Linked DNA regions of Homo sapiens: region 2 is linked to region 1. A link is an interaction called in ENCODE POLR2A ChIA-PET data of the cell type or tissue named here. Cell type or tissue: GM12878. All regions are shown on one strand. Each heading gives the region's core, and the rest is flanking DNA. Links, peaks and the distances in the headings are about the cores only.

Region 1 (17,388 bases), core at 4,296-12,295:
AGTATCTGGGATTACAAGTGCACACCACCACACCTGGCTAATTTTTTGTATTTTTAGTAGAGATGAGGTTTCACCATGTTGGCCAGGCTGGTCTCAAACTCCTGACCTCAGGTGATCCACCCACCTTGGCCTCCCAAAGTGCTGGTATTACAGGCGTGAGCCACCAGGTCTGGCCGGAAAATCTTATTACTAACAAAGTTTTCCTCCAGGATAATCAAAGGGATAATAAACTCAAAATAATTTTTCATTTTAGTTATCTTTAATATCTCTCCTGAATTCCAAAGAAATTATTGAGTGTCCAAATTTAAAGACATGCAATGTTTTGTATGAAATGTGCATTTTTTAGTTAATTGGTAATTTTTTTTTAAGTTTAGAGTTATCACTTCAAAAAGATAAGTTTTCCTGAAGGCAGAAACACCTTTCTAACTAATGCTTGATACCCCAAATCACTACTACTCCTACTACCACTGCTGCCAGTTACTATTTATTAAATGCCAGGAATTGTGTTTGGTAGTTTACATATGATACCTTGCATCTTTGAAACAATACTAGACATATTGTCTCCAGGATACTGAAGAAGAAATGAGGTTCTTTGAGGCAAGGTGGCTTAACCGAGATCACACAGCCAGGATTCAAAATCCAGGTCTGATGTCAGAGCTTGGGCTCTTTCCACTGAGTTTTATGTTTTTCTTTACTCAGTTGTGGGGCAATCTTCACCTAATTTGAGGAACCAGTAACTAGCCCCTTTTCCTCACCTGACTTCTGAATAAATGGGAAAAAAAGATACAGGAGTAAGGCAGTCAGAGCCAAAAGAAATCAACTTGATTAGGGGTAAAGGTTAAGTTGGAGGGCTAAATTGTCTGAGCAAGTGGGCTTTGTAATACTGAGTCCAGAATTATTCAGACGTACCTACCCAGTTGCAGGCAGTGCTGGATCTAGGCAGGCCCCCCTTCTCACCCCAAGCACTGGCAGTGCCTGTCCCTACAGGAACAGAAAAAAAAAACCCACGCTTCCTCTCTTCAGCTATTTCCCAAGAGGAAGAAGCTAAACTGCTCATGCCCAGTTTCTTTTTTTCAAACTCACTGATGGCCCCAGGGTGGAATGAGTGCAGTGTTGTCAGAAGATCAGGAGCACTGTACTGATATATACACTAATGGGCTCCTGTCAAATGGAAGAAACATCAGGAACAGGAAAGATAACACTAATAGCATACTCACAGGTTAAATACATCTATTTGTCTACATAGAAAGTCTCGATTGATGGATTTATAGCTCTTTCTAATATTCTTGATAAAAATTTATTTTTTCCATTGCCTTATAAAGTTTAAGAAATTACCCTGACTATACTCAGAGTTTTAATGGTGTCATCATTTTATCATTACAAAGCAATTATACTAAGCACCTACCTGTATGTAACCTTGTATGGATACTTTAATCTGTCATTGTACCACTGCTATGATTTCAAGAGAGGACATTTATTTTAATAGATTATGAAACATGAGAGTATAGGTGAGCTCAATGCTAATGAAAGCTCCCAAAGGCCTTTATCTATCTTATTCAACACTGCTCCCAAGATTAGTGCCTGGCACATAAAGGGTCTCAATAAAGATTTGTTGGCTAAATTAATAAATATATTAATAAAATTAATAAAGTTCTTCAAATTCTACATTTATTCTGGTGCTCCATATTTTTTTCTTTTCTTTTCTTTTTTTTTTTTTTTTGAGACGGAGTCTTGCCCTGTCACCCAGGCTGGAGTACACTGGCACAATCTCGGCTCACTGCAACCTCCACCTCCTGGGTTCAAGCAATTCTCCCTGCCTCAGCCTCCTAAGTAGCTGGGATTACAGGCGCGTGCCACCATGCCCAGCTAATTTTCGATTTTTTTTTTTTTTTTTTTTAGTAGAGACAGGGTTTCGCCATGTTGGCCAGGCTGGTCTTGAACCCCTGACCTCAGGTGATCTGCCCGCCTTGGCCTCCCAAAGTGCTGGGACTACAGGCGTGAGCCACCGCGCCTGGCCCCTGGTGCTCCATATCTAAGTTAGTGTTTACAAGAGGGTCTTAACTATTTTCAAAGGAATATGTTTTGGAAGACTTTTCCAATGGGAAAAGTACTGTATGGATGCCTTAAAGGGAAAAGCCAAGGATAGAAGAGGCAGCATGCTCCTCCTTTTCCAAATGGATATTTGCGTATATTCTCCTTGCCTTAGAATTTTCTTCTCTCCACACAGTTTCCCCCTCCTTCTTTCCTTTCTTTTTCCCCTCCCCTTCCCTCCCCTCCCCTCCCCTACCCTACCTTACTCTACCCTTCCCTTTCCTTCTCGTTCTTCCTCACCAAGAAAGGGTTAGATGTTACACAAGAAAAGAAACCAATTTAGAGAGCCCCATCTACATTAGAGGAGTTTAGGGTTCTCTGGACTGGGGAGCTAGAGTGCGTTAGAGAAGACTGAAGTCCCCAGTTTTTGAAACTAGTCATGGTATATCTCAGCATACGGCTTGCTCACGAAAAGATAAGCAATCTTTTAAGTCCTCAGTGGCTCCTACAAGAAACACAGGGAAAATTACAAAATAGGCAAAATTTGGTGACTCGTTTACCATCATATCTGCTGCTTTCCTTCTGCTCCTCCAAGGATTCACAATTGTTACTGCTATTCCCCTGTCCAAAGTCACCCATCTTTATTCCATCTTATCTTTCCCAAAGCACCACACCAAGGTACTTACTCCCTTCTTCCAATGTATTTCCATGTTAGTCAACATATTAGATAGAAAATGCAGGCCGAGTGTGGTGGCTCACGCCTGTAATCCCAGCACTTTAGGAGGTCAAGGCAGGTGGATCACCTGAGGTCAGGAGTTCGAGAGCAGCCTGGCCAACATGGTGAAACCCCATCTCTACTAAAATACAAAAATTAACCAGGTATGGTGGCACATGCCTGTAATCCCAGCTATTCAGGAAGCTGAGGCAGGAGAATCACTTTAAGCCAGGATGCAGAGGTTGTAGTGAGTGAGACCCAGGAAGGAAGGAAGGTAGGAAGGAAGGAAGGAAGGGAGGGAGGGAGGAAGGGAGGGAGGAAAGGGAGGGAGGGAAAAGAAAAGAGAAAGGAAGGAAAGAGAGAGGGAGAGAGGGAAGGAAGGAAGGGAAGGGAAGGAAGGAAATGCAGGAACATGTTCTAGCTAGCTTAAGCAGAAAAGGAATTTATTTATTCATTATTTATTTATTGAGACAGAGTCTCATTCTGTCACCCAGGTTGGAGTGCAGTGGCGTGATCTCGGCTCACTGCAACCTCTGCCTCCTGGGTTTGAATGATTCTCCCTCCTCAGCCTCCCGAGTAGCTGGGATTATAGGCACCCACCATCACACCCGGCTAATTTTTGTATTTTTAGTAGAAATGGGGTTTCACCATGTTTGCCAGGTTGGTCTTGAACTCCTGACCTCAAGCGATCTGCCCACCTCAGCCTCCCAAAGTGCTGGGATTACAGGCGTGAGCCACTGCATCTGGCCAGGAATTTATTAAACACCATTAAATAATTCACAGAATTTCCTGGGAGGTGTAAAAACCAGGGTTGTAAGAGGCCAAATTACGTCACAGAACACCGGGAAACCATTACTGCCTCCACTACTGACATTAATGTGAGATACGAACACTTCTAATAGAACCTCTGGTACTGTTCCCTGGGAATCTAGATGCACTTTCTAGTTCCACCTGCTTCTTCATCTCTCTAGCCTTCACTTCAAAGCCTGGTGCAAATGTATATGATTAGAGGAGCCTAACTGCAAGGGAGACTGAGAAAGTGAAATTTGGCTTCTATTCAGTAGAGAAATCATCAAATATAACAAGAATATTCAAAGGTGCTGGGCAGCCAAAAAGAATAACAAAGATGTACTACTCTACCCCAGTTAGCCTCTCAACTCCTACTGATCTGAGCCAGGTTTTCAGCAGATTGAAGTAATTCACTCCGAATTGTGGATGACTGATGGTTTCTCTCTTTTTTTTTGAGACGGAGTCTCACTCTGTCGCCCAGGCTGGAGTGCAGTGGCGCGATCTTGGCTCACTGCAACCTCCACCTCCTGGGTTCACGCCATTCTCCTGCCTCAGCCTCCCGAGTAGAAGGGATTACAAGTGCTCATTTTTTTGTATTTTTAGTAGAGACGGGGTTTCACCATGTTAGCCAGGATAGTCTCGATCTCCTGACCTCGTGATCCGCCTGCCTCGGCCTCCCAAAATGCTGGGATTACAGGCGTGAGCCACCACGCCTGGCCAAGGATGACTGATGGTTTCAACTCCACATGAACATCGATGCTTTAAAAGAGTAGCTTATTAACCCAAATAAACTCCCAGTTGTTAAAATATTTATATGGTGGAAAATACTTTTAAAATAAGGGAACATATAGTGTTTCTTTTATTTCTTCTTAAAAATGGGACCAGGTGCTGTGGCTCACGGCTGTGATCCCAGCACTTTGGGAGGCTGAAGTGGGAGGATCACTTGAGCTAGCCAGTTCTAGACCAGCCTGGGCAACATAGTGAGACCTCATCTCTACAAAAAAATCAAGAAAATTAGCTGGGCGTGATGGCACACATCTGTAGTCCCAGTAACTGAGGAGGCAGAGGCTGGAGGATCACTTGAGCCCAGGAGGTCAAGGCTGCAAGTGAGCTGAGATTGCGGCTGCACTCCAGCCTGGGTGACACAGTGAGACCCTGTCTCAAAAAAGTTTCTTTTTTTTTTTTTTTTGAGACGGAGTCTCATTCTGTCGCCCAGGCTGGAGTGCAATGGCGCCATCTTGGCTCACTGGAACCTCTGCCTCCAGGGTTCAAGCAATTCTCCTGCCTCAGCCTCCTGAGTAGCTGGGATTACAGGTGACACCACCAAGCTAATTTTTGTATTTTTAGTAGAGACGGGGTTTCACCATGTTGGTCAGGCTGATCTCTAACTCCTGACCTCGTGATCCACCCACCTTGGCCTCCCAAAGTGCTGGGATTATAGGCATGAGCCACCTAGCCCGGCCAACATTTCTTTAAAAAAAAAAAAAACAACTTTACTGAACTTTGATTAACATACAAAAAACTGCACATAATGTATACAACTGGATAAATCATTAATTCTTTATTAAATACACATTTTATTGAGCTTATAATGTGCCATACAGTAGATTCGGTATTGAGGAAACCTGGTCCATACCCTAAAAATTCAATAACCTCATAAGGGACAGAGAAAAGTTAATATATATAAAGCAACATAATAAATGCAGAAAACAGTGATATCTGTGTGGGCGTGTGTGTGTGTATACACAATTCATAAAGGGTCTTTTATATTATGCTTAAGAATGTGGACTCCTTGGTAGCTTATATTTGCATACTATCCACGCGCACTTTTTTCTCCTTTGTAAGAAATAGGCTCTGAACTCCATGGGGTGCAATAGAAGCAAGGAATCATTGATAGGAGGGCCAGCACTCCTCCAGAAGTATTCAGAACTGTAATCAAGAATCCTCAAACTGGGAGGGCCTGTGGTTACTTTATGAACTATGTGTCAGTCCTGCAAACCTCACAGCCTGAATTACCACTGAGCGTTATCTGAATACAGGCTGCCCTTGAAGTCCCTAATTTCATTGCGCTGACAGAGGCTTTAGTGAGTCTATAATTGGAAAAGGAAGCATTTGTGCCTCAGGTACAGGAAATCACCAAACAATTAACTTCCATGGACTCATGCAGCCTGGGCCAAATGCCTCAGTGTGCTTGTCTTTGTTTCATGTCAGGTTATTGAGGAAATGTTTCGCAGGCCAGAATCTTGGCTTTACTGTGTTGTTTTGTCAATGGAGTCAGCTGTGAGACCTTAAACAGTGATAACTATCTATAGTAAAATCTCAATATAGCACTCAGAGGTCTACCACAAGGAAGGGAGGTTTTCAGAGGGGGCAGAAAGTTTTATCTAAAATACATGTAATTTGGCTATTCAGAGGTGGGAAGGGCCACTTAGACGAGAGAAAAACTAGTGTGGTAAGAAAGGGAAAGGGAAACAGTTATTACATGTCATGGCCAGGGAAGGCAAACCCCTCAGAGGCAGGGAAGCTGGTGTTGGACACAAGGCCAGCCTTATGGGTAGGCAGAGACAGTTGAAGGGCACTAGAAAGATTTCCCTGACCCAGAAAATGCCTCAAAGGAAGTGACAGAAAAGGCCCCTGGAGGAAAAACAGAAAAACACAAAATGAAGTGATAGGACAGCAAGGATGAGCTTCCTTCCCCAAAGTCACAATATTTTCCAAGAAACCATTTTGGATAACTCATTTTGCTCATTGAAAAAACTGTATTCATACTATGGGCAATGTCACATATTAAGAAATTGGCGGCCGGGCGTGGTGGCTCATGCCTGTAATCTCAGCACTTTGGGAGGCCAAGGTCGGCAGATCACGAAGTCAGGAGATCGAGACCATCCTGGCTAATGCTAAAATACAAAATACAAAAATACAAAATACAAAAATACAAATACAAAAAAAAATACAAATACTAAAAATACAAAAAAATAGCCAGGCATGGTGGCGGGCGCCTGTAGTCCCAGCTACTTGGGAGGCTGAGGCAGGAGAATGGCATGAACCTGGGAGGCGGAGCTGGCAGTGAGCAAAGATCACGCCACTGTACTCCAGCCTGGGCGACAGAGTGAGACTCCATCTCAAAAAAAAAAAAAAAAAATTGGCATGTAATTATTACTATTACTGTTATTTTTAATGAAGAAGGCAATAGAAGCTAAGGGCACAGGTTTGAGATTAGACAGACCCGGGTACAAATCCTGGTTTTACCACATACTAACTGTGTGACTTTAGACAAGCTACTTAATTTCTCTGGTATCACTTTTGTCGTCTGAAAAATGGGAAGAATCATTCATTCCAAAATATTTGCTGAGCAGCTACTACATAAAAGGACAAATAAGATCCCTACCTTCCAGAAGCTTGTATGTTAGGAGTATGGAGGGAGAGAAAGACAATAAATAAGTAAATAAAAAGATGATTTTAGATTGTGATAAATACTGTAGAGGATATATAGTTTTCAGTGTGTGCACGCGAATTAGACTGCCTGGGTTCAAATCTCGGTTATGCTATTTACTAGCTGTGTGATCTTTGCAAGTGACTCAATCTCTGTACCTCGGTTTCCCCATTTGTAAATGGGCATATTAATAGCATCTAATTTATAACCTCATGGGATTATTATGAGGATTAAATGAATGCATCCATGTAAACTGCTTAGAACTGTGTACACCACATAGTAATTGCATAAGAGCTATATACTAATACTATGAAGAAAATAAATTGGAAGATATGATGATAAGTTGGGAGAGTGGTATTTAAGACAGGGTAGTCAGTGAAGGACTTCCTGAGGCTGTGATATTTAAGCTGACACTGAAAGAATGAGAAAGAGCCAGTCATTATTAGAGTATTTCAGGAAGAGGAAGACCTAAGTGCAAAGATCTAAGGCAGAAAGACTCTTCACATATTTGAAAAAGAGAAATGAGACCTGTGTGGTAAAACATAGTGAGCAAGAGAGAAAGCTGCATTGTAATTATTTTCTACTTCTGCATAACAAATTATAACAAATTGAACATCCTCTTACTAGCTCACAGTTCTATAAGTCAGAAGTCTAGGTGGGAATGAGTGTGGTGGCTCATGCTTTAATCTCAACAATTTGGAAGGCCAAGGTGGGAGGATCGCTTAAGCCCAGGAGTTTGAACCCAGCCTGGGCAACATGGTGCAACCCCAACTCCACAAAAAAAATTTTTTTTCTTAATTAGCCTGGCCTGGTGGTACACGCCTGTAGTCCCAGTTACTTCAGAGGCTGAGGTGGGACAATCACTTGAGCCCAGGAGGTTGAGGCTGCAGTGAGCCATGGTCATACCACTGTATTCTGGCCTGGACAACAGAGCAAGACCCTGTCTCAAAAAAAGAAAAAAAAAAGAATAAATCTAGTGGCTGGACCTGGTGGCTCATGCCTGTAATCCCAGCACTCTGGGAGACCAAGACAGGATTGCTTGAGCTCAGGAGTTCGAGATCAGTCTGAGCAACACAGTGAGACCCTGTCTCTACTAAAAACACACACAAAAAAATTAGCTGGGCATAGTGACACATGCCTGTGGTCCCAGCTACTCAAGGGGCTGAGACACGAGGATCACTTGAGACAGGAGGTTGAGGCTGCAGAGAGCCCTGATCATGCCACTGCAATCCAGCCTGGGTGACAGTGTGAGACTTTGTCAAAAAAAAAAAAAAAAGAAGAAGAAGAAGAAAAAAAAGAAGAAATCTAGGTGGGCTTGGTTGAGCTCTCTGCTTAGGGCTTCACGAGGCTGAAATCAATAATTTAGCCAGGCTGAGCTGTTATGATTCAGATTTACTATATGAGATAATAAATGAATAATGTTTTAAGCCTTTAATAAATGACTTACATTTTAAACCCCTCAGTTTGTGGTAATATTGTTACACAGCAATAGATAACTAATACAACTTAAGTGTAGGAAATATCACATTTCATTATTTTCTAGATTAAATTAAATCCCCCGAGTCCATTAGAGTGGATAATTTAATCAGTTATTTTTAGAATGCTCTAAGGCTTACATCATTCAGGAAAACCGATGTGGGGAAGAGTGTATACTGAGTCCTGAATCCACTGATTTGCTGGTAAAACACACATTGTCCAAATCTATATAGTCTATTCAAAGGTGGCTGCCTCTATTGAAGACAACAGCTACTCCCTCTGTGCCAGACTTGGCCATGGAGACCTTCATTCCAGAGGGAAGGCTGGAAGCTTAGTGCTCAGTCCCCAGGTACACACAAAGCCATGCCTATCAAAATTCCTGCTATTTCCAGGCCACCATGAGGAAGCAGAGTATAGATCCCCACAGCTGGAGGAGCTACCACTGCCCGTCTTCCTACTCTGGAAATCTTTCTCTGCTCCAGCTTCTTCTGTCTTAACGTCAGTCCAGCAAGTCTCCAAGACCCTAGATTTCAAAAGCAACATTCTCTTAACTAAGGAATCCTAGACCTTAACAAACAGAACACCAAGTACTAAGCTATTCTATCCTGCGAAAGGGAGGAAAAATGCTCTCTTATTTTTGGGATGATTCTATAGCAACTAGAAGTCATTTAATTTGCCACACAGTCAACCAGGGCAAAATGAAAACACATGTTCAATCACAAAGTGTTCATTACAGTGAAAGATTTCATTTCCTCAAGAAATGCAGGACTCCTCATAGCTCTAAGTGCTACAGGAGACTTTTCTTTCCTTGTTTTTTTTTTTTTTTTTTTTTTGAGATGGAGTCTCTCTCTTGTTGCACACGCTGAAGTGCAATGGTGCAATCTCTGCTCACTGCAACCTCCGCCTCCCGGGTTCAAGTGATTCTCCTGCCTCAGCCTCCTGAATACCTGGGAATAAGTAGAGACAGGTTTTGCCATGTTGGCCAGGCTGATCTTGAACTCCTGACCTCAAGTGATCCACCTGCCTCAGCCTCCCATAGTTCTGGGATTACAGGCGTGAGCCACCATGCCTGGCTTACAAGCTTTAAAAAAAAAATCTACCACTGCAGTCTTGGCTGTTAGCTTTCTGAGGTTCTTTTATTTTTTCCCATTGAAATGCACTGGACAACATTCCAAATTACCTACTAAACCAAATCCAAGTTCTTCCACCACAGAGATACGAATTTATTTTTACAGCAGTTAACAAAAAAAAATTCCCCCTTTTTTTTCTTTTGCCATTTTCTCTGATAATGCTGTATTATTCCTCCCACTCAACAGCCAAGAAAGACAACCCAACTACTTCCTCCTCCAACATACAGGAAAGAATAGAAACAATTCTATCAGCTCCAGCTGGGGCAGCACAAATGCCAGGAAGCTTTTCTTAGATTTTTGAATCCTACGTGACTCTCACTTTAGGTGCTTTCCAAAATTTTGGTTTCATTTTTCTTGAATTCTGTTCTGCAGAAACTCTCAATTGTCTAACACTGGTGGCATTTAGTAATCTTTGCCAAGTTTAATTCCAATCTAGTTGCTTGGAAGATTTCAGTGACCTAAGAAGAAGGTTTTGTAAACCTCCTTGTTTTGTGCAATGGGAATTTGTTCAGCAAGTAGGAGTCAGGATCCCTCCCTATCTCTCAGCAAAATAGGTTGTGTTATTTCCTTTTATTTCAAAATATACTGGGGTTTGTTTTAAGACAACTTTTGAGTCCCACTATTGCTAATGATCAGTTGTATGCTTTAGGCAAATTCACAAAACTTTCTAAACCTTGGTATCTTCATTTGTAATGTTAGGATAATTCCTTCTTTATACAGTTGTTGAAAAAGCTACTGGATTTAAATCCGGGTTTTATAATGAGCATAATGTGTGCTCATTAAATGGTAGACATTGGTTCTTCTTTATCTGATTTTTCCCAACTCTGGTTTACTGTCATTTATCTTAAGTAAAAATCTTGTAGCCACAAAGCAAGTAACCAGCTCCCCTGTCCAACATTAGTGTCAGAAAATGTTGGTGCCTCTGACAAATAGAAAATCTAATGAATAGGGTACTGTTTTAGGAAGAAGGAGATCTGGCTTTCCCCCTGGGCTTACTGCAACAAGTGACTTAACTTACAAAGCAACCATGAAAATGAGCATTGTGCCTCAAGAAATAAACCCTCTCACTCTTTTTCTTGGATGTGTGTTGCATTGCCATGGGATTGTTTTCAGCATTAGGAGGCTCTGCTACAAGTTCAGTTCAGGTCAGCAAACTTTTTTTTTCAGGGCTTCATCTGTATCAGGACTGTGCTTGTTATCAGATATAAAAACGAAGAAGGCAAAATTCCTGAGCTTTCATTCACTTGCTCAGTAAATGTTTATAGAGTGCCTACTAGGTAATAAAACTGTGAGTCTTGAGGAATCAAACAGAAAAAGTTACTGCCCTCGTGGACTTTATAATATAGAGAAGATTATAGACAGTGTTGCACTGATAAATGTTTAACAACAACCAGCTCTCCAAAAAGAAAAAAAAAAAAGAAAGAAAATCCAATTCTTTTCTTTTTCTTTCTTTTCTTTTTTTTTTTTTTTTTTTTGAAACAGAGTCTCACTCTGTCGCCCAGGCTGGAGGGCAGTGGCATGATCTTGGTTCACTGCAACCTCCGCCTCACGGGTTCAAGTGATTCTCCTGCCTCAGCCTCCTGAGTAGCTGGGATTACAGGTGCCCGCCACCAGGCCCAGCTAATTTTTGTATTTTTAGTAGAGACGGAGTTTCACCATGTTGGCCAGGCTGGTCTCGAACTCCTGACCTCGTGATCCGCCCACCTCGGCCTCCCAAAGTGCTGACATTACAGGCGTGAGCCACCGCACACGGCCATTCTTTTCTATCTGTTTGTGGCCTCTTTTTTTTTCTTTTTGGAAATGTTTAGGAACTTTTTTTGTCCCTAGTAAATAACATTTCCCATCTTTTGCTCTGGTGTGGGTATTTTAAAGTCTATTATGCTGAGCACAGCATGCTGTTTTACTCTAGAAAGTCAATACAGTTGTGGAAAATTTTCCTGCATTTGATTATCACCTCCCCTCTGTTTTCTCTATTCTTTCTTTCTGAAATTCTTATTATTTAGATGCTGAAGTAAGTATTTTTCTTATCTTTTCTATTTTCTGTCTCTTTTTCATTTTCTTTTCTTTTCTTTTCTTTTTTTTTTTGAGACAAAGTCTCATTCTGTCACCCAGACTAGAGTGCAGTGGCGCAATCTCGGCTCACTACAACCTCTGCCTCCCAGGTTCAAGCTATTCTCATGCCTCAGCCTCCTGAGTAGCTGGGATTACAGGCACGCGCCACCTCTCCCGGCTTATTTTTGTATTTTTGGTAGAGACACGGTTTCACCGTGCTAGCCAGGCTGGTCTCAAACTCCTGACCTCAGGTGATCCACCTGCCTCGGCCTCCCAAAGTACTGGGATTACAAGCGTGAGCCACTGTGCCCGGCTTTCATTTTCATTTTTATATTTTGGCTCTACTTTCTCAGAGATTTCCTCCAATTTTATTTTCTAATTCCCCCCATTCCTGAGCTTTTGGGGTGATTCACAGCATGAATCAGCTTGTTATTACCCTCCTCCTCTTCAAGTTTAGATCTGAATTTTCTCTAGATGGGAATATTTGTTCTCACTTATTCCCCTGCTTCCATTCTTCAAATTTTGTTATGTTGTCTCCTCTCCCTTTCTGTTGGTCATTTTTGGCTTATACCTTTTTTGAGGTCACATTACTGGGATTTCAGGAAGAACCAGTGGTGAAGGCACATTTTTAATCTACCATGCATAATAAGGTCCTTTATTTCTTGCCATTTTCATTCCTACTATAACAGTCATACTTCTCAAGGCAGCATAGATACCTCTGAGTTACAGGCAAAAGATCAAGTGCAAGAAAGTGATGTAGGACAGGCAAGCACCAAAGTGGAGCTTAGCCAGAGAGGGTTCTTGGCCTTGCCCAGAAAAGAATTCAAGGGTAATCCAGAGAAAGAAGAAAACAGCTTTGTTGAACAGTCAGTGTTACAGCTCGGTGACTGCTCCCGCAGAACAGGGCTTAGAGTAGCAGCTCGGGGTAGTTTTGCAGTCATATTTATACCCACTTTTAATTGTATGCAGATTAAGGGGCAGTTTATGCAGAAAAGGGGTAGTAACTGTTGAATGGTTAGGTACCATGGAAAGGGGTGATAACAACCCTGGTGTTGCCATGGCAACGGTAAATTGACATGGCACACTGGTGGGTGGGTCTGATTGAAAACTGCTTTCTCCTTGGCAACACCAGGGAGAAAGTGTGAAAAAGTGTCTTGGCTAGTCCTCAGTCTAGTCCAGTATCCAAGTCCCACCCCTAGAATCAAGTCCCGCCTCCTACCTTAAAAGTACAGAGGAGAAAAAGCACAAATATTAATATTTCAAGATATTATAACATTTCCAACAGTGCTGGAGCCAGCTCATACTGGCTCATAAGAATAGATGGCTTATATTCAGGAATTTTATGAGACAGTGGTTAACCATTATTAAAAATTAAATAAACAGAATATTTATTATAACATAATGAAATAAATTATATTAAAAACAGACAATACTCAAAACTTATCACTTCCTAATTATTGTAGTGAATCCTACTATTATCTATCTTCTTGAGGTTCTTTACATCTATCGTGTCTGTATCACAGAAATATTATATAATGGTGTTCCATATATTTATTTATAAATAAATAAATTAAATAAAACAAAACCAGGTATTATTCCGGCTGTCAAAAAACATTTGCCTCTAAACTTTCTTTTTTTTTTTTTGAGACAGAGTCTCGCTCTGTCACCTAGGCTGGAGTGCAGTGGCACGATCTCGGCTCACTGCAACCTCTGCCTCCCAGGTTCAAGCGATTCTCCTGCCTCAGCCTCCCCAGTAGCTGGGATCACAGGCGCATGCCATCACGCCCAGCTAATTTTTTGTATTTTTAGTAGAAATGGGGTTTCACCGTGTTAGCCAGGATGGCCTCCATCTCCTAACCTTGTGATCTGCCCGCCTTGGGCTCCCAAAGTGCTGGGATTACAGGTGTAAGCCACTGCGCCCAGCCTGCCTCTAAACTTTCAACCTATGCATGCCAAGGTTCAAAACCCTTCTGAAACAATTGATTATTGTTCTACATCCTTCACTAAACCCTTCCACACCACATCCATCCGAGCTGGGCTTAATGCCCCTCCTACACATTCTTAGCATATCATTCCTACCTACCACCTTTGTGTTAAAATGATCTGCTTATCGGCTTCTCTTTGGCTAAAGCTAAACTGTAAGCTTCTGTATGGAAAGCCTCCACAAACCCCAGATGAGACTGAATTTCCCTATTATAATTGTCCACAATTCCCTATAGTTTGGCTTTATAATACTTATGCGTGTGATTATATTTGTAACAGGAATAGCAATTAACGCTCTCTAGTCTTACATACCCATTAAGGCTGAGGCTTTCTTTCACACCCCTCAGTTTCCTCACAGCATTCCTTTTATTTTCAAAAGATTGCTTGAAAAAAAATGTTGAATGTTTCTTCCTCTTTTATTTAAAACAATAGTTTATATTTGTACAGAGTTTTTAAAGTTACATAATTCTATGAAGCTTATAATGAAAAAAGCAGTACACTGTTTCTCCTTTTCTACCCCCAATCCCCAGTACTCAAAGGCAACATTTAAAAGATTTTATTAGTTGTTTCTTCTCATACTTGCCTCTGTCTTCCTAAATAACATTCTTGTATTGCTGCTATTTGGAGATTGTTCAGTTTCATATATTTTGGCTTCCTGCTATGGAAGATGAAGATTAAGCTCTCTTATAATGCTCCCAACACCACACCCCATCACAAACACATTCACATACATTCTTTTCCTCCTCCATTTCTCCCTATATAATTACATCATTGCACAACTTTTGGTTAATTCAACATGACCATACATTGTACAATGACTACATTTCCTCTTTTATACAATATGTTTTGGTTTTCCCGGAATTAATAATTGCCTATATTGTTTGCTTACTTTTCTATGTACCTATAACTAATTCATCCTCAAACATTCCTCGAGAATTATAAATTTCCTTTCATAATGTTAAAATACATTGGTTGTTTCTTATTTTCATTCATTTTGTGACAACATCCTTCTTGGAGGTCTCTGTTAACCCTGCCCCCAACGTGAACAGATTGCTTTCTAGAAATGTTTTGCAGGTGTCACTCTAGGATCTCCTGCATGCTCCTCCTGAGGAGTCAGTTCTCCTGCTTCTGTTGGAGTCCCTATTTTCTGGATCCTCTTTCTTTTATGTTTGGCCTTCTTGCTTTGTGCTTCCATTCTCCAGTAATTCCCAAGAAAGAGTACATGTTGGGTATAATTTTAAGAACACAGACATCTGTAAATGTCTTTCTTCTACACTTGAATTAAAGCTTGGCTACATTTAGAATTCTAGGTTGAAACCATTTTCCTTGGAATACTGAAGATATTGCTCCATTGTCTTCTCACCTGAAACATTGCAAACTGATGGTGTGTGAAAGAAAGCCTCAGCCTTAATGGGTATGTAAGACTAGAGAGCATTAATTGCCATTCCTGTTACAAATATGATCACACGCGTAAGTATTATAAAGCCAAACTATAGGGAATTGTGGACAATTGTAATAGGGGAATTCAGTCTCATCTGGGGTTTGTGGAGGCTTTCCATACAGAAGCTTACAGTTTAGCCAGAGAAGCCGATAAGCAGATCATTTTAATGCAAAGGTGGTAGGTAGGAATGATATGCTAAGAACGCGTAGGAGGGGCATTGAAAGCGCAGCCCGGATGGATGTGGTGTGGAAGGGGTTAGTGAAGGATACAGAACAATAATCAATTGTTTCAGAGAGGTTTTGAACCTTGACATGCTAGGTTGAAAGTTTTGAGACAAATGTTTTTGACTGTCAAAATAATATCTGAGTTTGCATTATTTTATTTTATTTATTTTTGAGACGGAGTTTTGCTCTTGGTCTCCTAGGCTGGAGTGCTATGGCGCGATCTCGGCTCACTGCAACCTCTGCCTCCCGGGTTCAAGAAATTCTCATGCCTCAGCCTCCCGAGAAGCTGTGATTACAGGGACCTGCAACCATGCCTGGCTAATTTTTTCGTATTTTTAATAGAGACAAGGTTTCATCGTCTTGGCCAGGCTGGTCTTGAACTCCTGACCTCAGGTGATCCACCCACCTCAGCCTCCCAAAGTGCTGGGATTACAGGCGTGAGCCACCACGCCCAGCCTTATTTATTTGTTTTTGAGACAGGATCTTGTTCTGTCACCCAGGTTGGAATGCAGTGGTATCTTGGCTTCCTGCAGCTTCTGCCTCCTAGGCTCAAGGGATCCTCCCACCTCAGCCTTCTGAGTAGCTGGGACCACAAGTACTTGCCACCATGACCAGCTACTTTTTTAAATTTTTTTTAGCAACGAGGTCTCACTTTGTTACCCAGGCTGGTCTCAAACTCCTGGGCTCAAGCTATCCAGCTGCCTTGACCTCCCAAAATGCTGGGATTACAGGCATGAACCACCATGCCTGGTGGTTTTAATATTTTAATAATCTCTTTATAGATTTGGTAAAGAGAGGGGAAAATAGGCCAAATAATAGCAATTTTTTGTTTGTTTGTTTTTTGAGAGGGAGTCTAACTTTGTCACCCAGGCTAGAGTGCAGTGGTGCCATCTCTGCTCACTGCAACCTCTGCCTCCCAGGTTCAACTGATTCTCCTGCCTCAGCCTCCTGAGTAGCTGGATTACAGGCACCTGCCACCACGCCTGGCTAATTTTTGAATTTTTAGTAGAGACGGGGTTTCACCATGTTGGTCAGGCTGGTCTCGAACTCCTTACCTCAAGTGATCCCCTGCCTCGGCCTCCCAGAGTGCTGGCCTGGGATTACAGGTGTGAGCCACCGCTCCCGGCCTAATAGTAATGTTTTAAAATAACAGGTGTGGAAAAATCTCTATTTACTCAGGCCTGAGAATATTTCTTGCAAGTCATATTCCCTTTTTTTTGCCTTAGAGATATAAGAAATTAGGAGAAATCAGGGGGTATCAAATACCCTCATACTCTTTTCCTAGGAAAAAAAAATTTAAAGAATGTATTGCAACTTTGCTCACTTATATTTCTTTCAATGGGAATATTGTTCATCAATAAATGCTCGGTGCTTTAAATTTGCAATTACCATATTTGCAGAAACTTGAAAAATCATCCCAATTAAATGACAAAATGTATAGGAGGATTATCTTTCTTTTGCCCTTACAACTCAAATTATATTCGAAGTAACATTTTTACAGCAGTCAAAACTTTTAACCAAAAATTCACACCTGCAGTCTCATAAGTTTAACAAAATGGCCACATTCCACGCTTTATTTTCTTAACAACCCTGACTGTTTAAATGACTCCCATTGAACCAACAGCTTACAGTTGCTGGGCAATAAAAAAGCGAGCAAAAGGACCTCCAGCCCTGCTGTTTTAGCTATTACCCAGCACTCTCAGAGTTTGCTCTAGTCTGGCTGTTCAATCAAATTCATTTTCCAGTAGCTTCTGGCCTTTGTCTCCTCTTTCTGGCCACGCATTTCATTGCCTCCTGAATTTGATGACAACATTTTCTTTCTTCACTTTGAATCTTGGCCCAGAATCTCACTCTCCCAGCCCCATGGAAAGATGGGGAAAAGATTTCATTCTGCTGATCAAATTTGTTAGAAGACATTCTTTAGAGTCTGAAAAAATATATTTCATTAGCAGTTCTCTAGGTAGTGGAATTTTTAGTGATGTTTACTCTTTTTTCCTTGTTCTAATTTTCCTCTAATAAACAGAAAAAAAGCAAGAGTAACCCACCAAATTTGGATAAAGGGCTTCTGCTTTTCATATTCTCTTAACCAGAACAGCTTAACTTTTCTCCATTTA
Region 2 (8,000 bases), core at 1-8,000, 160 kb before region 1:
TCAATGAATCCAGGAGCTGGTTTTTGGAAAAGATCAACAAAATAGACCACAAGCCAGACTAATAAAGAACAAAAGAGAGATGAATCAAATAGATGCAATAAAAAACGATAAAGGGGATATCACCACTGATCCAACAGAAATACAAAATGCCATCAGGGAATACTATAAACACCTCTATGCAAATAAACTAGAAAATCTAGAAGAAATGAATAAATTCCTGGATACATACACCCTCCCAAGTCTAAACCAGGAAGAAGTCGAATCCCTGAAGAGACCAATATTCAAGTTCTGAAACTGAGGCAGTAATTAATAGCCTACCAACAAAAAAAGTCCAGGACCAGAAGGATTCATAGCTGAATTCTACCAGAGGTGCAAAGAAAAGCTGGTACCATTCCTTCTGAAACTATTCCAAACAACAGAAAAAGAGGGACTCCTCCCTAACTCATTTTATGAGGCCAGCATCATCCTGATACCAAAACCTGGCAGAGACACAACAAAAAAAGAATTTTCTTTTCAAAAGAAAAGAAAATATCCCTGATCAACATCGATGTGAAAATCCTCAATAAAATACTGGCAAACCGAATGCAGCAGCACACCAAAAAGCTTATCCACCACGATCAAGTCAGCTTCATCCCTGGGATGCAAGGTTGGTTCAACATACGCAAATAAATAAACGTAATCCATCACATAAACAGAACCAATGACAAAAACCACATGATTATCTCAATAGATGCAGAGAAGGCCTTCAACAAAATTCAACACCCCTTCATGCTAAAAACTCTCAATAAACTAGGTATTGATGGAACATATCTCAAAATAATAAGAGCTATTTAAGACAAACCCACAGCCAATACCATACTGAATAGGCGAAAACTGGAAGCATCCCCTTTGAAAACTGGCACAAGACAAGGATGCCCTCTCTCACCACTCCTATTCAACACAGTATTGGAAGTTCTGGCTAGGGCAATCAGGCAAGAGAAAGAAATAAAGGTATTCAAATAGGAAAAGAGGAAGTCAAATTGTCTCTGCAGATGACATGATTGTATTTTTAGAAAACCCCATTGTCTCAGCCCAAAATCTCCTTAAGCTGATAAGCAACTTCAGCAAAGTCTCAGGATACAAAATCAATGTGCAAAAATCACAAGCATTCCTATACACCAATAACAGGCAGAGAGCCAAATCATGAGTGAACTCCCATTCACAATTGCTACAAAGAGAATAAAATACCCAGGAATACAATTTACAAGGGGTATGAAGGACCTCTTCAAGGAGAACTACACATTACTGCTCAAGGAAATAAGAAAGGACACAAATAAATGGAAAAACATTCCATGCTCATGGATAGGAAGAATCAGTATCAGGAAAATGGCCATACTGCCCAAAGTAATTTACAGATTCAATGCCATCCCCATCAAGCTACCATTGACTTTCTTCAGAGAACTGGAAAAACTAAACTTCACATGGAACCAAAAAAGAGCCCACAGAGCCAAGACAATCATAAGCAAAAAGAACAAAGCTGGAGGCATCACACTACCTGACTTCAAACTACACTACGAGGCTACAGTAACCAAAACAGCATGGTACTGGTACCAAAACAGATATATAGACCAAGGAAACAGAACAGAGGCCTCAGAAATAACGCCACACATCTACAACCATATGATCTTTGACAAATCTGACAAAAACAAGCAATGGGGAAAGGATTCCCTATTTGATAAATGGTGTTGGGAAAACTGGCTAGTCATATGCAGAACACTGAAACTGGACCCTTCCTTACACCTTAAACAAAAATTAACTCAGGATGGATTAAAAACTTAAACATAAGACCTAACACCATAAAAATCCTAGAAGAAAACCTAGGCAATACCATTCAGGACATAGGCATGAGCAAACACTTCATGTCTAAAACACCAAAAGCAATGGCAACAAAAGCCAAAATTGACAAATGGGATCTAATTAAACTAAAGAGCTTCTGCACAGCAAAAGAAACTATCATCAGAGTGAACAAGCAACCTACAAAATGGGAGAAAATTTTTGCAATCTATCTATCTGACAAAGGGCTAATAACCAGAACTACAAAGAACTTAAATAAATTCACAAGAAAAAAATAAATAATCCCATCAAAAAGTTGGCAAAGGTTATGAACAGACACTTCTCAAAAGAAGACATTTATGCAGCCAAGAGACACATGAAAAAATGCTCATCATCACTGATCAATAGAGAAATGCAAAATCAAAACCACAATGAGATACCATCTCACACCAGTTAGAATGGCGATCATTAAAAAGTCAGAAAGCAACAGATGCTGGACAGGATGTGGAGAAACAGGAACACTTTTGCACTGTTGGTGGGAGTGTAAATTAGTTCAACCATTGTGGAAGGCAGTGTGGTGATTCCTCAAGGATCTAGAACTACAAATACTATTTGACCCTGCAATCCCATTACTGGGTATATACCCAAAGAATTATAAATTATTCTACTATAAAGACACATACACACATATGTTTACTGCGGCACTATTCACAAGAGCAAAGACTTGGAACCAACCCAAATGCCCATCAATGATAGACTGGAGAAAGAAAATGTGGCACATATACACCATGGAATACTATGCAGCCATAAAAAAGGATGAGTTCATGTCCTTTGCAGGGACATGGATGAAACTGGAAACCATCATACTCAGCAAACTAACTCAAGAACAGAAAACCAAACACCACATGTTCTCACTCATAAGTGGGAGCTGAACAATGAGAACACATAGACACAGGGAGGGGAACATCACACACTGGGGCCTGTTGGGGGGTGGAGGGCTAGGGGAGGGACAGCACTAGGAGAAATACCTAATGTAGGTGACAGGTTTATGGGTGCAATAAACCTCCATGGCACATGTATATCTATGTAACAAAACTACACGTTCTGCACATGTACCCCAGAACTTAAAGTATCATAAAAATAAATAAATAAAAAGAAATTCAACATCTCTGAGGCAAAAAATAAAGATTCTGAAACATTTTTGAAAAAAAAAAAGCCAGCAGAGTAAGTTGAAACCCATCAAAGCAATAAACACTATTAGCTCTTTCAATCTAAAACACTTGTTTTCAGCTTTTAAAAATTTCTTTAAAAATAACAGTTCTCTTCAGTTCTAAAACAAGTGGACCTGATAGATATCTACAGAACTCTCCATCCCAAAACAACAGAATATACAATCTTCTCAGTGTCACATTGCATTTAGTCTAAAACTGATCACATAATTGGAAGTAAAACACTCCTCAGCAAATGCAAAATAACTGAAATAATAACAAACAGTCTCTCAGACCACAGAGAAATTAAATTAGAACTCAAAGAAACTCACTCAAAACCACACAACTACACGGAAATTGCACAATTGCTCCTGAATGACTGTTGGGTAAATAATGAAATTAGGGCAGAAATCAAGAAGTTCTTTGAAACCAATGAGAACAAAAAGACAATGTACCAGAATCTCTGGGATGCAGCTAAAGCAGTGTTAACAGGGAAATTTATAGCACTAAAATGCCCACATTAAAAAGCTAGAAAGATTTTTTTTTTTTTTTGAGACAGAGTCTCGCTGTCACCTAGACTGGAGTGCAGTGGCACGATCTCAGCTCACTGCAACCTCTGCCTCCTAGGTTCAAGTGATTCTCCTGCCTCAGTCTCCTGAGTAGCTGGCATTACAGGCACGTGCCACCATGCCAGGCTAATTTTTTTTTTTTTTTTAAGTAAAGATGAGATTTCACCATGTTGGCCAGGCTGGTCTCAAACTCCTGACCTCAAGTAATCCCCCTGCCACAGCATTCCAACGTGCTTGGATTGCAGGCGTGAGCCACTGTGCCCTGCCTAAAAAAAAAAAAAAAAAAAAAAAGCTAGGAAGATCTCAAAGTGAAATCCTAACATCACAACTAAAAGAACTAGAGAACCACCACCAACAACAACAAAAAACCCAAAGCTAGCAGAAGACAAGAAATAACCAAGATCAGAGCAGAAGTGAAGGAAACAGAGACACAAAAAACCCTTCAAAAAATTAACAGATCCAGAAGCTGTTTTTTTTTTTGAAAAAATTAATAAAATAGACTGCTAGCTAGATTAATAAAGAAGGAAAAAGAGAAGAATCAAATAGACACAATAAAAAATGATAAAGGGGATACCACCACTGACCCCACAGAAATACAAACGACCATCAGAGAATGTACTACAAACACCTCTCTGCAAGTAAGTTAGAAAATCTAGAAGAAATAGATAAATTCCTGGACATATACATCCTCCCAAGACTGAACCAGGAAGTTGAATCCCTGAATAGACCAATAACAAGTTCTGAAAATGAGGGAGTAATAAATAGCCTACCAACCAAAAAAGCCCAGGATCAGATGGATTTACAGCTAAATTCTACCAGAGATACAAAGAGAGCTGGTACCATTTCCTCTAAAACTATTCCAAACAACTGCAAAGGACTCCTCCCTAACTCATTTTATGAGGTCAGCATCATCCTGATACCAAACCCTGGCAAAGAAAGAACAACGAAAAAAGAAGGCTTCAGGCCAATATCCCTAATGAACATCAATGCAAAAATCCTCAATAAAATACTGGCAAACCAAATCTGGCAGCACATCAAAAAGCTTATCACCATGATCAAGTAGGCTTCAACCCCGAGATGCAAGGCTGGTTCAACACACGCAAATCAATAAACGTAATCCGTCACATAAACAGAACTAAAGACAAAAACCACATTATTACCTCAATAGGCTCAGAAAAGGTCTTTGATAAAATTCAGTATCGCTTCATGTTAAAACTCCCAATAAACTAGGTATTGAAGGAACATACCTCAAAATAGTAAGAGCCATTTATGAAAAACCCACAGCCAATATCATACTGAATGGGCAAAAGCTGAAAACATTCCCCTTGAAGACTGGCACAAAACAAGGATGCCCTCTCTCACCACTCTCCCCCCTCCCCCCCCCCTTTTTTTTTGAGACAGAGTCTCACTCTGTCACTCAGGCTAGAGTGCAGTGGTACGACCTCAGCTCACTGCAACCTCCACCTCCTGGGTTCAAGCAATTCTTCCACCTCAGCCTCTCTAGTAGCTGGGATTACAGGCACATGCCACCACGTCTGGCTAATTTTTGTATCTTTAGTAGAGACGGGGTTTCACTATGTTGGCCAGGCTGGTCTTGAACTTCTGATCTCAAGTGATTTGCCTGCCTTGGCCTCCTAAAGTGCTGGGATTATAGGCATGGGCCACTGCGTCCAGCCACCACTCCTATTCAACATAGTATTAGAAGTTTTGGCCAGGGCAATCAGACAAGAGAAAGAAATAAAGGTATTTAAATAGGATGAGAAGAAGTCAAATTGTCTTGGTTTGCAGATGACATGATCCTCTATCTAGAAAAACCCACTGTCTCAGCCCAAAAGCTTCTTAAGCTGATAAGCAACTTCAGCAAAGTCTCAGGATACAAAATCAATGTGCAAAAATCACAAGCATTCTTATACACCAACAACAGACAAGAAAAGAGTCAAATCATGAATGAACTCCCATTTATAATTGCTACAAAGAGAATGAAATACCCAGGAATACAGCTAACAAGAAAAGTGAAGGACCTCTTCAAGGAGAACTACAAACCACTGCTCAAGGAAATCAGAGAGGACACAAACAAATGGAAAAACATTCCATGCTCATGGATAGGAAGAATCAATATCGTGAAAATGGCCATACTGCCCAAAGTAATTTATACATTCAATGCTATTCCCATATAACCACTGTAGACATTCTTCACAGAACTATTTTAAAAAGCTATTTTAAAATTCACATGGAACCAAAAAAAGGCCCATACAGCCAAGACAATTCTAAACAAAAAGAACAAACCTGGAGGCATCACGCTACCCAACTTCAAACTATACTGAAAGGGTACAATAACCAAAACAGCATGGTGCTAGTACAAAAACAGACACATAGACCAATGGAACAGAATAGAGAACTTAGAAATAAGACCAAACACCTACAACCATCTGATCTTCAACAAACCTGACAAAAACAAGCAATGGGTGAAGGATTCCCTATTTAATAAATGGTGCTGTGAGAACTGGCTAGCCATATGCAGAAAACTGAGACTAGACCCCTTCCTTACACCTTATACAAAAATTAACTCAAGACGATTAAAGACTTAAATGTAAAACCCCAAACTATACAAACCCTAGAAGAAAATCTAGGCAACACCATTCAGGACACAGGCACAAGCAAAGATTTCATGACAAAAACATCAAAAGCAATTCCAACAAAAGCAAAAATTGACAAATGGGATCTAAATAAACTAAAGAGCTTCTGCACTGCAAAAGAAACTATCATCAGAGTGAACAGACAACCTACACGATGGGAGAGAAATTTTGCAACCTATCCATCTGACAAAGGTGTAATATCCAGAGTCTACAAGGAACTTAAACAAATTTACAAGAAAAAAACAACCCCATTAAACAGTGGGCAAAGGACATGATCAGAAACTTCTCAAAAGAAGACATTCATGTGGCCAACAAACATACGAAAAAAAGCTCAGTATCACTGATCATCAGATAAATGCAAATCAAAACCACAATGAGATACCATCTCACACCACTCAGAATGGCAATTATTATAAAGTCAAGAAACAACAGATGCTGGTGAAGCTGTAGAGAGATAGGAACACTTTTACACTGTTGGTGGGAGGGTAAATTAGTTCAATAATTGTGGAAAACATTGTGGAGATTCCTCAAAGACCTAGAACCAGAAATACCATTCGAACCAGCAATCTCATTACTGGGTATATACCCAAAGGAATAGAAATCATTCTATTATAAAGACACATGCATGTGTATGTTCATTGCAGCACTATTCACAATAGCAAAGACATTGAATCAACCCAAATGCCCATCAATGATAGACTGGATAAAGAAAATGTGGTACATATACACCGTGGAATACTACGCAGCAATAAAAAGGAATGAGATCATGTTCTCTGCAGGAACATGGATGGAGCTGGAAGCCATTATCCTGAACAAACTAATGCAGGAACAGAAAACCAAACACTGGATGTTCTCACTCATAAGTGGGAGCTGAACAATAAGAACACATGGACACAGGGAAGGAAACAATACACACTGGGGCCTGTCGTTGGGGGGAGTGTGGGGAAGGGAGAGCATCAGGAAAAATAGCTAATGCATGCTGGGCTTAATACTTAGGTGATGGGTTGATAGGTGCGGCAAATCACCATGGCACATGTTTACCTATGTAACAAACCTGCACATCCTGCACATGTACTCCAGAACTTAAAAATAAATAAAAAATAACAGTTCTCAAAGTCTGGTCTGAGAATCAGCAGCACAAACATTATCTGAAAACTGTTAGACATGTAAATACTCAAGCCCCAACCTAGATCGGCTGTCACAAAAACTCGGGAAATAAGGTCCAACAATCAGTGTTACAACAAACCCTCTAGGTAATTTCGATTCATGCTAAAGTGAAAAATGTATTTTATCTTAAAATATTCTAATAAGCAATGGCAATAGCAATGGTGTAATAGTAGCAAACACTTCCGTAGCACTTTCCAAGTGCCTGGCACTATTCCAAATGCTCTCCATGTTATTATATCATTCAATCATCAATACAACCAATTACTGTAAGTCTTAATTATTCTCATTTTACAGATGAAAAAACTGAGGCACAGAAAGTGTCTTAGTCACCTCAGGCTGCCATAACAAAGTACCATAAACAGGTGACTTAAACAGCAGATATTTATTTTCTCACAGTTCTGGAGACTGAAAGTCTAAGATCAAGGTGCCAGCATGGTCAGTTTCTGGTGAGGGTTCTCACCCTGGGTTGCAGATGGCCACCTTCTTGCAACTGGGGGAGAGGGGATGTCAAGCTCTCTGGTCTCTTCTTACAAGGGCACTAATCCAATTATGAAGGCCCCACCCTTATAACCTTGTCTAAACCCAATTCCCTTCCAAAGACTCCATCT

What was found. ChIA-PET counts read pairs that join two places held together with the same protein. Peaks named below come from ENCODE experiments on the same cell type or tissue, not always from the same donor. Only the 100,000 strongest peaks of a DNase experiment are listed, where the experiment ranks them.
Region 2: POLR2A ChIA-PET joins it to region 1 with 7 read pairs; 3 of 35 experiments call an interaction of 5 or more read pairs at or near these places.

The regions. Positions count from the first base shown.
Region 1 is chr1:62,715,524-62,732,911 of GRCh38, forward strand. No RefSeq gene overlaps it. Among named protein-coding and RNA genes, the nearest start is that of DOCK7-DT, 36 kb to the left of the region's middle. In GM12878, for the core only: no CTCF peak of the experiment used is centred there; DNase peaks (open chromatin) are centred at 7,548 and 9,878; H3K4me3 peaks cover 471 bases.
Region 2 is chr1:62,564,749-62,572,748 of GRCh38, forward strand. All of the region lies in intron 18 of DOCK7 (dedicator of cytokinesis 7), which reads right to left. Among named protein-coding and RNA genes, the nearest start is that of ANGPTL3, 29 kb to the right of the region's middle. In GM12878, for the core only: no CTCF peak of the experiment used is centred there; no DNase peak of the experiment used is centred there.